Linked DNA regions of Homo sapiens: region 2 is linked to region 1. A link is a loop called in an ENCODE intact Hi-C map of the cell type or tissue named here. Cell type or tissue: heart left ventricle. All regions are shown on one strand. Each heading gives the region's core, and the rest is flanking DNA. Links, peaks and the distances in the headings are about the cores only.

The links. A loop is a pair of places that touch in the nucleus more often than their neighbours do. Peaks named below come from ENCODE experiments on the same cell type or tissue, not always from the same donor. Only the 100,000 strongest peaks of a DNase experiment are listed, where the experiment ranks them.
Region 2: it touches region 1 in a loop (4-fold over the local background); 27 of 110 quality-filtered maps call a loop at or near these places.

The regions. Positions count from the first base shown.
Region 1 is chr20:350,747-358,285 of GRCh38, forward strand. NRSN2 (neurensin 2) reads left to right here. Exons shown (of 5, transcript NM_001323682.2): 5 at 2,464-4,116. The coding sequence ends at 2,889. Among named protein-coding and RNA genes, the nearest start is that of NRSN2, 7.4 kb to the left of the region's middle. RefSeq lists a silencer at 5,499-5,793. In heart left ventricle, for the core only: CTCF peaks have their summits at 3,903 (motif pointing right) and 4,110; a DNase peak (open chromatin) is centred at 3,905.
Region 2 is chr20:664,207-671,745 of GRCh38, forward strand. It overlaps SCRT2 (scratch family transcriptional repressor 2), which reads right to left. Exons shown (of 2, transcript NM_033129.4): 2 at 1-255. Among named protein-coding and RNA genes, the nearest start is that of SCRT2, 7.8 kb to the right of the region's middle. In heart left ventricle, for the core only: a CTCF peak has its summit at 3,398 (motif pointing left); a DNase peak (open chromatin) is centred at 3,396; H3K27ac peaks cover 677 bases; H3K27me3 peaks cover 1,390 bases.

The DNA.
Region 1 (7,539 bases), core at 2,712-5,211:
AAAGTTTGATCCAGCAGTTCAACCCTTTATACCAAGGACTTTGCAAGTTTTCTTAGTCTTCAGCCTCCTCATGGTGCCCCTACCCTGGTAGCCTGTTAGCTTCAGACTCTCCCCACATGTTCCCCAAATGGCCACTACTGTGTGGACTCTCAGGTCTTCACTCCACACCATCTAAGGGAAGTCAGCATTTCCTGTGGTATTTCCTTCAGAAAAGAAAATAGCCTGTAATCCCATCATTTTGGGAGGCCAAGGTGGGTGGATCACCTGAGGTCAGGAGTTCGAGACCAGCTTAGCCAACGTGGTGAAACCTCATCTCTACTAGAAATACAAAAATTAGCTGGGTGTGGTGATGGGCGCCTATAATCCCAGCTACTCTGGAGGCTGAGGCAGGATAATCACTAGAACCCGGGAGACAGCAGTTGCAGTGAGCAGAGATCGTGCCGTTGCACTCCAGCCTGCACAACAAGAGTGAAACTCTGTCTTAAAAAAACAAACAAACAAAAAATGGCCACAGGTACTGGCTTACACCTGTAATCCCAGCACTTTGAGAGGCTGAAGCAGGAGGATTGCTTGAGCCCAGGAATTCAAGATCAGCCTGGGCAACATAGTGAGACTTCATCTCTACTAAAAATAAAAAATTAGCTGGATGTAGTGGCGCGGGCCTGTGATGCCTACTACTCAAGAGGCTGAGCCAGGAGGATCGTTTGAGCCCAGGAGGTTGAAGCTGCAGTGAGCCATGATTGTGCCACTGCACTCCAGCCTGGGCAACAGAGTGAGACTCTGTCAAGAAAAGAAAAGAGAGAAGAAAGGAAGAGAGAAAGCAAAATAGTAAGATATTAAAAACATGTTACCATTTACCTTAGCACCAAAGAAGAGAGAAATACTTAGGTGTAAATCTAACAAAATATCTGTAATATGAGAAGAACTACAAAACTCAAAAGATATCAAATAACTAAATAAATGGAGAAATAGTTCATATTCGTGGATTGGAATAGTCAAGATGTTAGTTCTTCCCAACCTGATCTTTGATTCAATGCAATGCCAATCAAAACCCCAGCACGTTATTTTGTGGACGTCAAAATGTCACCTCCTCAGGGAGGAGATCCCTGGACTGAGTCGGGTCCCTTGCTTTACTCTGGGCAAACTCTGTGCCCATTCATTCTTCAATACACTTACCACTTTGCACACTTGTAGTTTATATGGAGAGGTAAAAGATTCAGAAATTTAAAAATCATTTATAAGAAACAATGCTTTTAATTCCCAGAAGTCCTGACAAGCATTGTGTTGGCTCTCATTGGGTCACTTGCCAGCCTTGAACTAATTACTATGGTTAAGAGATGGACTATGCTGACTGGCAGGAAGTGAGGTTCATCTCACTTAAATCTTACTGTGGTTTCTCAATGGTAGACTGGAGTACCTTGCCAGGGCAGAGAAAAAATGTGAAGAATTGATGTCTTTAACAGCCAAGGAGACTAGTCGGCCAGGGTGCACCAATGGGTCAAGGTGTAGAGGTGGCAATGAGCTGAGTGCCTGCTATGGGCATAGCTCTTTGCTAAATATTCTCGGGAGACTGAGGCAGAGGGTCCCTTCTTTTGCTTTCAAAGGACTTCACTCTAGTGAGGAGGTAAGGTGCCAACCTCTGCAGAGAGGCCAACTTACATAACTTCAGGTCAGGTCTGTAGGGAACACCAGGAGAGGAAATGATCAAGGAAGACTTCCAAGGAAAGGTTAGTGTGTATTTAAAATTTTTAAGCATCTTCTTATTGCGAGGCACTGTGCTAGGCTCTTGGGAACACAGAATTTAAGACATGAGGTCCCTGTCTTCGAGGAACTCTTTTAGCTGTGGTTTATTTAATCATTCAGCAAACATTTATTCAGCCTTTGCTCTGTGCCGGCACGTGCTAGGCACAGAAGACTCCTAGTGAGCCAAAACAGGCACAGTCTGCTCTCATGGAGCTCTCAGTACTGCGGGAGAGGCAGACGTCACTTACATAGCAACCAAAATACATGTCCAAGTGTGCACAATGGTAAGTGTATTGAAGAATGAATGGGCACAGTTTGCCCAGAGTAAAGCAAGAGACCTGACTCAGTCCAGGGGTCTTCTCCCTGAGGAGGTGAGGTTTGAGATGAGATCTGATGGTGCATAGGAGTTAACCCAACAGAGACAGGAAGGTAGAAAGGATAAAGAGATGAGTTGGGATGGAGGGAAACACAGGGTTGGCCGGAGAAACCCACTGCTAGGTGGGAGCTGGGAAGGAAATTAAGAGGCCTCAGGATTCCAAATAAAACATGACAGTTTATGCCTCCTGTCAGTTAGACCCCAGCAAGTGTGTTCTGTGATTCCCATCTCCTGAGGATGGATCAAGGGGTTACCCTTAAGTCTGGTGAGGATCCAAGGTGATCCCTTGGCCAGGGGCCCCTGGCTGACCCTGACTGCTTCCTGGTCTGTCTGCTTCTCCCTAGATCAGCCTGTCCTCGGGGACCCTGCTTCTGCTGCTGGGTGTGGCGGCTCTGACCACTGGCTATGCAGTGCCCCCCAAGCTGGAGGGCATCGGTGAGGGTGAGTTCCTGGTGTTGGATCAGCGGGCAGCCGACTACAACCAGGCCCTGGGCACCTGTCGCCTGGCAGGCACAGCGCTCTGTGTGGCAGCTGGAGTTCTGCTCGCCATCTGCCTCTTCTGGGCCATGATAGGCTGGCTGAGCCAGGACACCAAGGCAGAGCCCTTGGACCCCGAAGCCGACAGCCACGTGGAGGTCTTCGGGGATGAGCCAGAGCAGCAGTTGTCACCCATTTTCCGCAATGCCAGTGGCCAGTCATGGTTCTCGCCACCCGCCAGCCCCTTTGGGCAATCTTCTGTGCAGACTATCCAGCCCAAGAGGGACTCCTGAGCTGCCCACATGGCCTAAGATGTGGGTCCTGGATCCTTCCCCCCTTCTCACCATAACCCCCTCTCAGTGTTTCCCCAACTTCTCCCTTTTAGCAGGGTCCCTTTAGAGCCCAACTCCAGGTCAAATCTGGAGCTCAAATCCCAGTGCTCCCTCCCCAGGAGTGGGGCCCCAACTCTTCCAAGATACCAGCATTCCTCAAGTCCTCCCAAAACTTCCTACCCACACCCTCTTCCCAAGGCCCTCAGGGGCAGAAAACATCTCCTTCAACCCGTCCCCACTCCTTCCTCTGCATGACCTTGGGCAAACCCTTGCCCTTTCAAGCCATCAGCTCCTGCCTCTCTGCCATGAGGGCTTTGGATCAGATTCCTCTTCTCGCCAGGATGAGGACACGCACTGCCCTCCATAGACACAGATGAAGGGGTGGGGGTCATTCAGCTCGAATGGGTCCCAGATGCTCACTTGGCCTTTCCCTGCAGGATGAGTGAAGACGTTTGCCTCTCACAGTGTGTCTTCTACCTGCATTTTGGCATCAGAGCCCCCCAGCCCACCCACCACAGGCAATTACTAGCCCTAGTTGATAGGTGAGGTGGGTGAAGAAGGCTGGAGGTGACATGTCCGAGGTCACACAACAAAGCAGCATGCAGGAACTAGAAACACATCTTCAGCCTCCTCCTGGGCCAGCTCTTGTGCTACAGGTGGGGCGGAGCCAGCCCCTCACCTTCCTGGTTCCCTGAGGGTCCTCAGGGTGGAGGACAGGTTTGGCCCAGAAAGACTAGCCAGAGGCCTGATGGTCCCAGGTGGCTCTGGATATACTTTGGATATGGATTTAAATGGTCTCTAAGAGCCGGGGGTAGGGGGCAGGAAAAGTGGGTTGTCTTTGCCCCTCAAAGTCCACCTACCTAGAAACCAAGCCCACGGTCTTGGCCGTGACCCTGATAATAAATGGGCTCTCTCAGAGGCGCCAGCCCCTCCCTCCCCAGCCGGAGGCGTCATCTCTCTTCTGTACCACTAGAGGGAGCTCTGATGCAGCTGGAGAGCAGCGCTCAAGGCTCTCGCCCCTCCCCTCCCTAACCCTTACCTTCAGTCTCCACCAGCCTGAAGGGCCTCCTAGGGGATCCTCAGGCGGCCCCCACCAGGGCACACCCTACTGTCCTTGTGCCTCACGCCCCCTCCTCATCCTGCACCCCTTCCATCCCACCTTCCCTTTCAATAAACAGCTGGGATGGATACTGACTTTGTTTCCTTTCTCCCTGGCCACTGGGGCGTGGGGAGGAGAAAGACACAGACTCAGGAGCACCTACTGTGTGCTGGGCACGACCCATTATTTCTCATTCGCTCCTCAGGATAACCTGTTGAGAAAGGAATTATTGTCTTCTTTTTTTTTTTTTTAAGATGTTGTCTCGCTCTGTCGCCCAGGCTGGAATGCAGTGGGGCGATCTTGGCTCACTGCAACCTCTGCCTCCTGGGTTCAACCAATTCTCCTGCCTCAGCCTCCCAAGTAGCTGATATTACAGGTGCACGCCACCACGCCTGGCTAATTTTTGTATTTATAGTGGAGACGGGGTTTTACCATGTTGGCCAGGCTGGTCTTGAACTCCTGACCTCAAATGATCCGCCTGCCTCGGCCTCCCAAAGTGCTGGGATTACCGGGTGAGCCACCTTACCCAGACTTATTGTCTTCATTTTACAGATGCGGTAACTGATGATCAGAGAGGTGAGTGATTTATTTTTTATTTTTATTTTTAATTCTTTTTTATTTTTTTCGAGACGGAGTCTGGCTCTGTCACCCAGGCTGGAGTGCAGTGGCACGAGCTCAGCTCACTGCAAGCTCCGCCTCCCGGGTTCATGCCAGTCTCCTGCCTCAGCCTCCCAAGTAGCTGGGACTATGAGTAGCTGGGACTACAGGTGCCTGCCAACACACCCAGCTAATTTTTTGTATTTTTAGTAGAGACAGAGTTTCACCATGTTAGCCAGCATGGTCTCAAATCTCCTGACCTCGTGATCCGCCCGCCTCGGCCTCCCAAAGTGCTGGGATTACAGGCGTGAGCCACCGCGCCCGGCCTATTTTTAATTCTTTTTATTTCAGTAGCCTTTGGGGTCAAAGTGGGTTTTGGTTACATGAATTAGTTCTATAGTGATTCTGAGATTTTAGTACACCTATCACCTGAGCAGTGTATACTGTACCCAATACGCAGTTTTTTATCCCTCATCCCCTCCCAACCTCCCTGGACTCAGTCCCCAAAGTTCGTTATATCACTCTGTATGCCTATGCATCCTCATAGCTTAGCTTCCGCTTATATAAGTGAGAACCTACCGTATCTGGATTTCCGTTCCTGAGTTACTTCACTTAGGATAATGGCCTCCAGCTCCACCCAAGTCCTGCAGTGGATTTAAATGCTCAGCCTAGGGCCTGGAGGGGTGGCTGGGCCAGGCGAGGTGGCTCACGCCTGTAATCCCAGGACTTTGGGAGGCCGAGGTGGGTGGATCACCTGAGGTCAGGAGTTCAAGACCAGCCTGGCCAACATGGTAAAACCCCATAACTACTAAAAATACAAAAATTAGCTGAGCATGGTGGTGCATGCCTGTAATCCCAGCTACTCGGGAGACTGAGGCAGGAGAATTGCTTGAACCCGGGTGGTGGAGGTTGCAGTGAACCAAGTTCACACCATTGCACTCCAGCCTGGGCAACAGAGCAAGCCTCTGTCTCAAAAAAAAAAAAAAAAAGTGCTTAGCCTGATTGGCCTATTGCCTGAGTGTGGAGCTCCTGTCTTTGGGTGGGAAGGAGATTTCTCAGCCACCTTGAGAACACACTTCCTCTAGTTCTGAAAGGAATGTGAGGGCCAGGGTGTGGGAGAGGGGGCTGAAGCCAAAGGTAAGATCTTTTCCAGGCCTGGAAGAGTAATTAACCCCTTTTGGCACTCACCAGGGGCTGGGCCTTGTTCTTAGTGCCTTACAGAATTCGGGAATTCATTTAACCAGGACGACAACCTCTGAGGTGGCGGCTATTATTCTCAAACCTAGTTTTTCCTAAACTCCAGGCTTGCGTTCCCATCTGCATTCACCTGGATGTTGAATTTAAACTCAACTATCTCAAACTGTTCTCCTTGTTACCACCCCTCCCTGACCAAACCTGCCTCTACTATGCTGCCCACGTCTTAGAGAGTAGCGTCCCCATTCTTCTGGCTGCTCCAGCCAAAACCTCCTCTCTTTCCTCACACCCTGTATCCAATCCATCAGCAAGTCCTGTCAACTCAACCTTGGAAATATATCCTGTACCCAACTACACCTCGACATCCCCGTGGCTGATTCCATGGTCTGAACCACCAGCGACCAGCGCCTCGATCTGGATCATTGCACCAGCTTCCCCCGGTCTCCTGGCTTCTGAGTTTTGAACCCCACCCTACTCCACGCCTTGACTCCCCAAGTCTAATTACTACACAGTAGCCAGACAGATCTTGTTAGAACATAAACTAGGTCATGTTCCTCCTCCGCTCCAAACCTTCCCATGGCTCCCACCTAACTCAGAGTAGCCAAAACCCTCCCTGTGGCCTCCAAGGCCCTACACAATTTGCTGATTTCCACTCCCCCCGCACTTTCCTCTGTAACCCCAACTCCCACCACTCTCCAGGTTCCTGTGTCCTCTCCAGCCAGGATCCTGACTCAGGGCCTTTGCCTCACTGTTCCCTCTGCTGGGGTACTCCTCCCCAGTTGACGACATGGGCAGTTCCTTCAAGTCGTTGCTCAAACATCACCTTCTCAGCAAGGCCTTCCCTGAGCAGCCTATTAGAATTGCAACCAGGCCAGGCGCAGTGGCTCAAGCCAGTAATCCCAGCACTTTGGGAGGCCGAAGCAGGTGGATCTCCTAAGGTTGGGAGTTCGAGACCAGCCTGACCAACATGGAGAAACCCCGTCTCTACTAAAAATACAAAATCACCCAGGCATGGTGGCACATGCCTGTAATCCCAGCTACTCGGGAGGCTGAGGCAGGAGAATCACTTGAACCTGGGAGGCGGAGATTGTGGTGAGCTGAGATCGCACCATTGCACTCCAGCCTGGGCAACAAGAGCGAAACCCCATCTCAAAAACAGGAAAAACAAAAAACAAAAAAATGCAACCATGCCGGCCAGGTGGAGTGGCTCACACCTGTAATCCCAGCACTTTGGGAGGCCAACGTGGGCAGATCACCTGAGGTCAGGAGTTGGAGACCAGCCTGGGCAACATGGTGAAACCCTATCTCTACTGAAAATACAAAAATTACCCAGGCATGGTGGCACGTGTCTGTAATCCCAGCTACTTGAGAGGCTGAGGCATGACAATCACTTGAACTCGGGAGGTGGAGGTTGCAGTGAGCCAAGATCGCGCCATTGCATTCCAGCTTGGGCGACAGAGCGAAACTCCATCTCAAAAAAATAAAAGGAAGCTAACACAGAGTATAAATGGTGCAGGCAGTTTGACAATATCAAAATAGAAAATACACATGCCCTTTGATTTCTCCCTCTTATGCAGGTGGATCTATAGATTCAACTCTACATGTTGGAACACTATAGTATTATTTGTAATTAAAGCATTTGGAAACAACCTAAATGCTCATGGTAGGGGACTATTAATAAAATACGGTAAGGCTGAGTGCAGTGGCTCACGCCTGTCATC
Region 2 (7,539 bases), core at 2,032-4,531, 310 kb after region 1:
CCGCGTCCCCGCCGCCCCCGCCCCGCCGCCGCCGCGAGCGCCCGTCCGAGATGAAGAAGGCGTCCATGGAGTAGCTGTCGGTCACTGCCGCCTCCCCTCGGAAGTAGCGCGCCGACAGGCTCGACTGCGGGCTTTCGGGGTCGCTGTACTCCTCCGGCGCCGCCGGCGGGTACGCGGGCTCGGCCGGGGCCAGCTCCAGGCCCGGCTTCTGGTCCGCATCGTAGCTGCTCGGGGGCAGGCGGTGCGGGGCGTACCCTGGAGGGGGCGAGAAGTGGAGGGGCGGTGAGAGGAGGCGCCGAAGAGGGTTTCCCGCTTTGAGCGCGTCACCCTTTGCGCCTTCCAGCTTGGCGCCCCTGTGGCAGCTCCGACAGTGGTGGTCTCCGACCTGCACCTCAGCTCTTCCTGTCAGGCAGCCTGGGTTCAATTCCTTCCTCCATCGACGGCAGTGCAAATAGCCGCCACCCCAACCCACGGAGCATGGGGCCAGCACGGTTGTACAGAGCGTACCTTCACTATCCAGTGCTCACAACCGCGGAGTGATGGTCTTATAATACCCACGCTACAGGTAGAGAAACTGAGGCGCAGAGAGATGCAGCAGTCTAACCTTACAGTCAGGAAGTGATGGAGCCCTTGCCAGTGTGACCCTGAAGCCCATGCTGTCTCTATTCCAACAACATGCTGCCGTTGCAGCCCTGTAACTTCTCTGGATCTCAGTTTTCTCATCTGCAAAATGGAGCTTGTGATTGGACACCTCCTTCCAGGGTCGTTGGAAGGACTGAGTAAAGTGACGATAATAAGCGTGTGTTAAGCTCTTACTGTTTGCCAGACTCTGCCTCGGTGCTTTACGCATGTTAACTCTAATCGTCACAGACCCAAGGAAGTCGGCACTATTGTAATCCCCATTTGATGTGTAAGGAAATGAACAAAGGTGGGGGAGCATACAGTAATTGCTATATAAATGTTAGCTATTATAATTATGCTTTTTACTTGCTTGGAGATAGTTTCCTCCCCCACCACACTGTGAGCTCCCCATGGTTGGATCTGTGTGCCCAGCACATGCCTGGCTCAAAGTAGGTGTGCGATGAATAGATGTTGCATGAAGGAATCACAATCCAGTTAGACCCACCTGCCAGGGTTGCTGAAGCATTTAACAGGGGTCAAGTGTGTGGCATGTAATAGGTGCTACAGAAAGGGGACTTCCTCGCACCTGCTCCCAAGCCTGCTCTAGAAGTCGTCGGAAGTCCGCAGTGAGAATTCCCCTCCCCCTCCTCCTCCCACTTAGCTGGAGTTGGACCAGGAATCCTGTCTGCCAAGGGTTTGAGTGATTGGTGGGTGGGCAGGCTGGGGTCTCCCTGGGGATTCCGTAGGGGATTCTCATGGGCAGGGGCCATTCTGATTTGCCTCTGCCTCCCATGGCCTAGGCTGGTCCTAGCACCTTCCCTGAGACCCTGGGGGCTGGGCTCCCTGGAGAGTTTCTGGCAGACAAACTTTTCATCCTGGCACTTGATGGGCAAGTGATTCCATTGTTCTGTGATTCCACAGAACAATGAAGGTTAGGTCCGTTTGGGAGGTTTCCCACCTGGGGAGTGGGATTTGACCTTCTCCTGGTGACCCCTGAGACCTGTAACCACTCCTCCTTCCCTCCTCCCCTAGCCTCCTTCACTGAAGTGAGCAGGTGGAGGAGGGTTTTGTAAGGGGAAACAGGGTTCAAGATGTTCAGACTTTTAGCTGGGTACTCTGGTCAGCTTTCGTTTCCCACACAGCCTGGCTGATTCAGCCTCCAGGCCTTTGCCTCTCATCTGGAGTTTGGGATGGACACAGGGTGAAGTCTGTGTGCCCCTGAAGGCAAGGGTGTGCCCTTATTTTTACCTCTGTCCCTTCAGCAGCCAGCACAGGGCCCTCTGCACACAGAAGTCATTGTGGATTATGGAAGTGGATGACTCGGAAGCGGGGGGCTCTGTGGTTGGATGTAAAGGGGGATAGTGATAGTGGCAATTTTTTAATCTGGGGAGAGGAGATGCCCAGCCTCTCCGCACCCTATGTCTCCCGTCCCATCTGCCTGTGGTCTGGAGGTCCCCCTGCTTCCCACTCCGGGAACCAGGCCTGGTACTCAGGTCCCAGAACATTCAGGAGTGTTGTTTCAGACTGAGTTAAATACCCGTCAGGCACTCCCAGACCCCCCTCCTTCTCCTTCTGTATTTCCTCACGTTGTAATTCCTGGTGATGATAATAATAGCTAATATTCACTGAGCACTTACTGTGTGCACCAGGCTCTGTGCTAAGTGCTTCGCTCCCATCATCTCACTGAATCATCACAAAACTACTCTCATCACAGATAAGGAAACTGAGGGACAGTGTGGTGATGGCACTTGCTCCAGGGGTGGAGCAAGGATTGGAATCCACTGCCCCCTTGGTTTCCCACATACTGGGAGGTCCTCCAGGAGGGGGCTGTGGCTGAGCTGTTCACCTCCCATTCCCAGGGCCCTAGCTAGTGGGCACTTAATAAGTATTTGTGGAATGAGTGATGATGATTTGCGAGGCCAGCCTCACTCCCCAGCCTAGCAGGACCTGGTATAGACAGTCCTGTTCACCTGGTCTCAGGGCAGGTCTGCATCTCATGTGTCTGGGGCCATGGAAGGGGAAGGGTGGTTTGGTTCTCCAACACAGATTCCAGCTGAGTGCCTTTGGGTGGGTTGTGCTTCAGGTCCTTTTTTTTTAAAATGGGATTTATCTGGAGGGGTGACTGATCACGTAACCAGTGCTTTGAGTTCTATTATTAAAGGATGACATATTGGATAAGAGTAAAACTTTGGTGCCAGACGGCCTGGATTGTTTTGGCTCTACCATTCCCAGCAGTGTGACCTTGGCCAAACGATTTGGCCTCTGTGTGACTCTACCGTTTCAGTAAGGGGTCTGCCAGTAAACAGTATATAAACAAATGATAACCAGCACTCTCAGAGCACTCCTGTGTCAGGCACTCTTACAAGGGCTTTCCACACATGAAAGCATTCTACCCCCATGACACACAAGGTGGTAGGTACCCTTTTATAGAAGAGGAAACCAAGGCACAAGGAAGCTAAGTAACAAGCCTAAGATTGTGCAGCTGATAAGTTAGAGCCAGGATTCCAGCTCAGTGGCTGGCACATTTTAAATCCACCACGCATGTTGGCTGTTATTATGAACAATAATAACAATCTCCCCAGATGGGTTTCTGTGCTGCAGCTTTCTTGGCATCTGCCCCAACACATCGTGCTGCTCCTCTCTGGGCCTCTGTTTCCTCACCCGGGATGTGTAATTTCTATTTCACGTTCTGATGGGAAAATATCTGGTGCATAGTAGGAGCTCCATCAGTGAACCAGAGCGTTCTCCATGAGGTGCTCTGCCCATGGCGCCCTCTGCTGGTGGCCCTCAGCGCTGTTGACTTTCCTCCTGTTGCAAGGGGCTCTTTATGAAGAAATAGGGGTGCCTTCAACAAAGGCTGCTCATTTGCCTAGGGAGGGCTGCAGAAGTGTCTTCAGGATAGGAATTGTGAGCCCAGACCAGACACCCAGTCAGTGGATTTTGGCATGGGTTGAGAGCATCCTGTGAGAGTTTGTGTGGTCATGTTAGGAGGAGGTGGTTCTAACTTGCTTTGTGACTGTGGCCAGGTTGCTTAACCTTTCTGGGCGGAATCTATACATGACAAAGATGGACTGGAATGGTCTAAAGACCCTTTCTGCATCATGGCTGAATCAGTCCCTCCATGATGCTCTTTGTCCCCTCCACTCCCAGCTCCTCCAATTCCACCCCGTTTTCCTCAGATTCACAGACATCTCCCTAGGCAACCTTGGGCAAGTTACTTAACATCTTTCTGCCACACCTGTATAAGGGAGTTCATAATAAGGCTGAATAAATGAATGCATGTAAAGTGCTTAGGACAATGCCTGACACATAATAGCTGCCCTCTTGAGCTGTTATTATTGTTACTGGTAGTATTCCTGTGTTTCCTGGTGATATATCCTTCTAATCTGCCAGAGAGTAGGAGATACACATGGGTGTCTTAGGCTGCTGTGTGACCTTGAGCAAACCACCTCACCTCTCTGAGCCTCAACCCTGGAGACTCCTTTAGGACACTAAAAGCCATACTTTAACCTAATGCATGGAACCCAGACAGGTACCTTCCTCTGCCCTAAGAGTGACTATAGAAGGCTGAGATACCTATCCTGCAACTGACAGGGTGAGACAGGACTCTTGTTTGGGTTCCCACAGAGATAGGGATGAGCTGGGATTCAGAGAAAAGAGAATCTCAGGTGAGATCTCTCATCCTAGCCCTTGAATTCAGGCCGTAGCCATGTGACCTTGGGTAAGTCGCATAACTTATCTGGGCTCAAATCCTCCATTTGAGGAATGTGGACCAGAGGCACCCCTGTCATGTAGGGATATGGGGAGGGCCCAGAAATACTTTGGAGATGTGCACATGTCACCTGGAAATGACTTTGGTTTTCCCTGCCCAAGAGTCTTGATATTTTAGACTGAAGGTCCAGAATCTGTCTTTTTAAAAATCGGTACTCAAAGGAGTGGTGAAAGGGAAATTTATGAGAACTAAGGTGCTGGGCCCTCTGCAGACACTGTCTCATTTAGCTGCCTGACCCCCTGCGGGGATGGAGGGGGATGTGTAACAAATACTGCTACTGCTACTGCTGGTGCTTCCAACTAGCACCAGCCTCCCTGTGAGCCAGACATTGCCCTGTGCCCAGAGGCCCAGAGAGGGGAGAGGATTTGCCCAAGGTCACTGAGAGGGAGGCGGCAGGTTTGAAACCCTCCAAGGCCTGTGTTTTTTCCAAAACACCAGAGAGGGCATGGAGACTTGCTGGGGAAGAGATCTTCAATTGGTAGGGGAAGGGGTGGTGCGTTTCCTCAAACACTCCCTAGTTAGCCTGTGGTGGGGTGGGTGGGGGCACGGGGTGGTGGGGGCATGGAGAAGCTGTTGTGGAAAATGCTTCAGCCTCTTGTAAGTATTTGTAAATCATACTTAATAACAGTAATGCCTATCACTTACTGAGCACTTACTTGGTGCAAGGCATCCTGCTAAATGCTTTGTGCACATTAGCTCATGTCTAAGGTCACTTCCCTCCATGCCCTTGTTCTGCAGAAGCTGAAGCCCAGACAAAGGCCTTGACCCACCTCAGGTCACAAAACAAGTTCTCATCAGAGCTGGGTTGGCCTCCTTTTCTTTCCTTTTTTTCAGTCCAGGACTCCTTTCCCCAGTCTCTCCCAGACTCCCAAGGTGCCAAACTTTCTCCAGGGAATTCCTAGCCTCAGCCTCACCTCTCTGTCCTAAAATGGGCAGAAAAAGACAGGGGCCTGGTGGGGGGCCAGCTTCCCCGGCGGCCCACTTTCCTGAGGAGGGCTGGGCCCTGCTGGGTGGTAGGGGCTGGAGGAGCTGCTGTATGGGTATATTTAGAGCTGCTTCTTGCTGTGCCAGGGCCTCGGGCCTCGAGAATCAGCTCCAGCCAGCTGAGCAGAAAGCCAGGTCTGTCAGCAGCAAAGCGGGATAAAAATAGTTTCTCCTGTCTGCTCACAGAGCTGGGCAAAGGGGCTGGGTACCTCCCCCTCCCCTTATTATAGCATCTTTGTTAGCGGTTCCCTGGGCACTGGACCAGAAATGACACCCACCTCCTCCAAAGGCCTGGCAGCTGGTACATCTGCCCACGGGGAGGAGGTCCCTGTGCCCAAATGAGCAGGGGACAGAGTGAGGTCTGGCCCAACATGACCAACGCTGCATGGCTTGGGGCTGATGCCCACTGACCCAGGCCCAAGGAACTTTGAGAGAATTTCAAGGCTTTTCCCCACCACCCCCATCTCTTGGAATTCCCCACATTCTGGTCTTTCCTGACTGTGACCCAATTCCTGTGGCCTACAGGGAGGTCCAGAGCTCTGCAGGAATCAATAGGAAAGATTTTTCAGGGGGGTATGGAGATGAGAGTGAGTGGCTCAGGGTCTTCATTTGCCCAGCCTGGGTTCGTAGAGTTGCCTCCTGCTCCCTCGGGGGGGATCTCCAGTGGGCCCTTTCTGGGCCTCGTTCCGGAGACTGGGTGTGTTGTGCAGTGCTCCACCTCTTCCCCCGGCCTCCTACTTTCTGCTCTGCCGCCTCTCTCTCTAGAAGGGTGCACTCAGAGGGCCCATTCCAAACCCCTCCCTATCCAAAGGCTGGCCTGGCAGTAGACGCTTCACTTCAGGGGAGTCCACAGCTGGGAAAGAGACCAAGAGGCCCGAGGGACCCCATCTCTCCCGGCAGAGGGCCTCCAGGCTGTGGGGGCCCCTAAAACCTGTGGATGTAGCACCCACTAGGGAGGTGTGACAGGGTGCACCGTTTATGCTCTTGTGACTTTGGGCAAGTCACGGCCTCTCTGTGACCTCAGTTTTGCCTCTGTAGGTTGGAGTGAATCCTCCCCTGCCCCCCGCTGCCCTTTGCCCACTGTGGATTTGTGTGGCCAGAGAGTGCCTTTGGGATGTGTAGATTGCTGTACTGACATAAGGGACTTGGTGTACTCTCTGGCCCTCCTTCAGCAATCAAAGACTGAGACTATCTAAAGTGTGGAAGCTCAGCTCAGGACCCTCACGTCCCTCTCGTAACCCCAGGCTTTAGAGGAAATCAGGGGTTCCCAGATTCCATATCTCACATGGGCCTCATCATTCCACACTTCCACTGAGCCCTGTTAATTCACAGGAATATTAGATTTCTGGGTCCCTAGAAGGTCAAAGCTGAAAGAGATCATATTCAACCGTTTGATATTATGAAAGGAAAACAGAGGCTGGGAGGAGAGGGGAGACTAGGCCAAGGCCACACAGAAGGCTAATGGTGAGTCTAAGACTTGAACTCAGCCCAGCCTTGAGAGCGGATCTGGACAATGACCTTGGACTGGAAACTGGGCCTGAATCTTGATTCTGGACCCAGCACTTTGCCCTGGACCTGTTCATAGGTATTGAAATTTGAAATTGGACATGGATTTGTCCTGGATAGCAGACCTGGACCTATAACCTCAGACACTGACCTTGGACCTAGTCCTTGGACCTGGTCCTATACCTGAAGTTTGACGTAGGCATTGGACTTGGACCTCAGATCTGTACTTGGATGTTGGACTGAATGTTGGACCTTGACCTAGACTTTGAACCTGGGCCTCTGACATGTCTTTAACCTGGACCTTGGACCTGGACCAAGGCCAAGTTACCAGGGAAAGGGGTGGTTAGAGAAGACTCAGATGGGTCTGCTGTGTGTCCATGGGCACCTCCCCAGCCTTCTCTGTGCTTGCTCTTCCAAAAGACTGGGGAAGCCCTTTTGCATTGCTGCTCCCCAGAGGAGCTTTCTGAGGTGTGGAATGGATGTGTGGCAGCTGGGGACATTGGGCCGGGCTCCCGGGCTTGGCCTGGAGCGACTACCCGGCACCATCAGAGGGAGTGAGAGGAAGTGGGCGCTGGTTTAATGTGGTCAGCTAGATAAGCCCATGGGTAGAAGTAGGAGAGTTTCCTCAGCTTGCTGGGGGAGGCTTAATGTAGCTG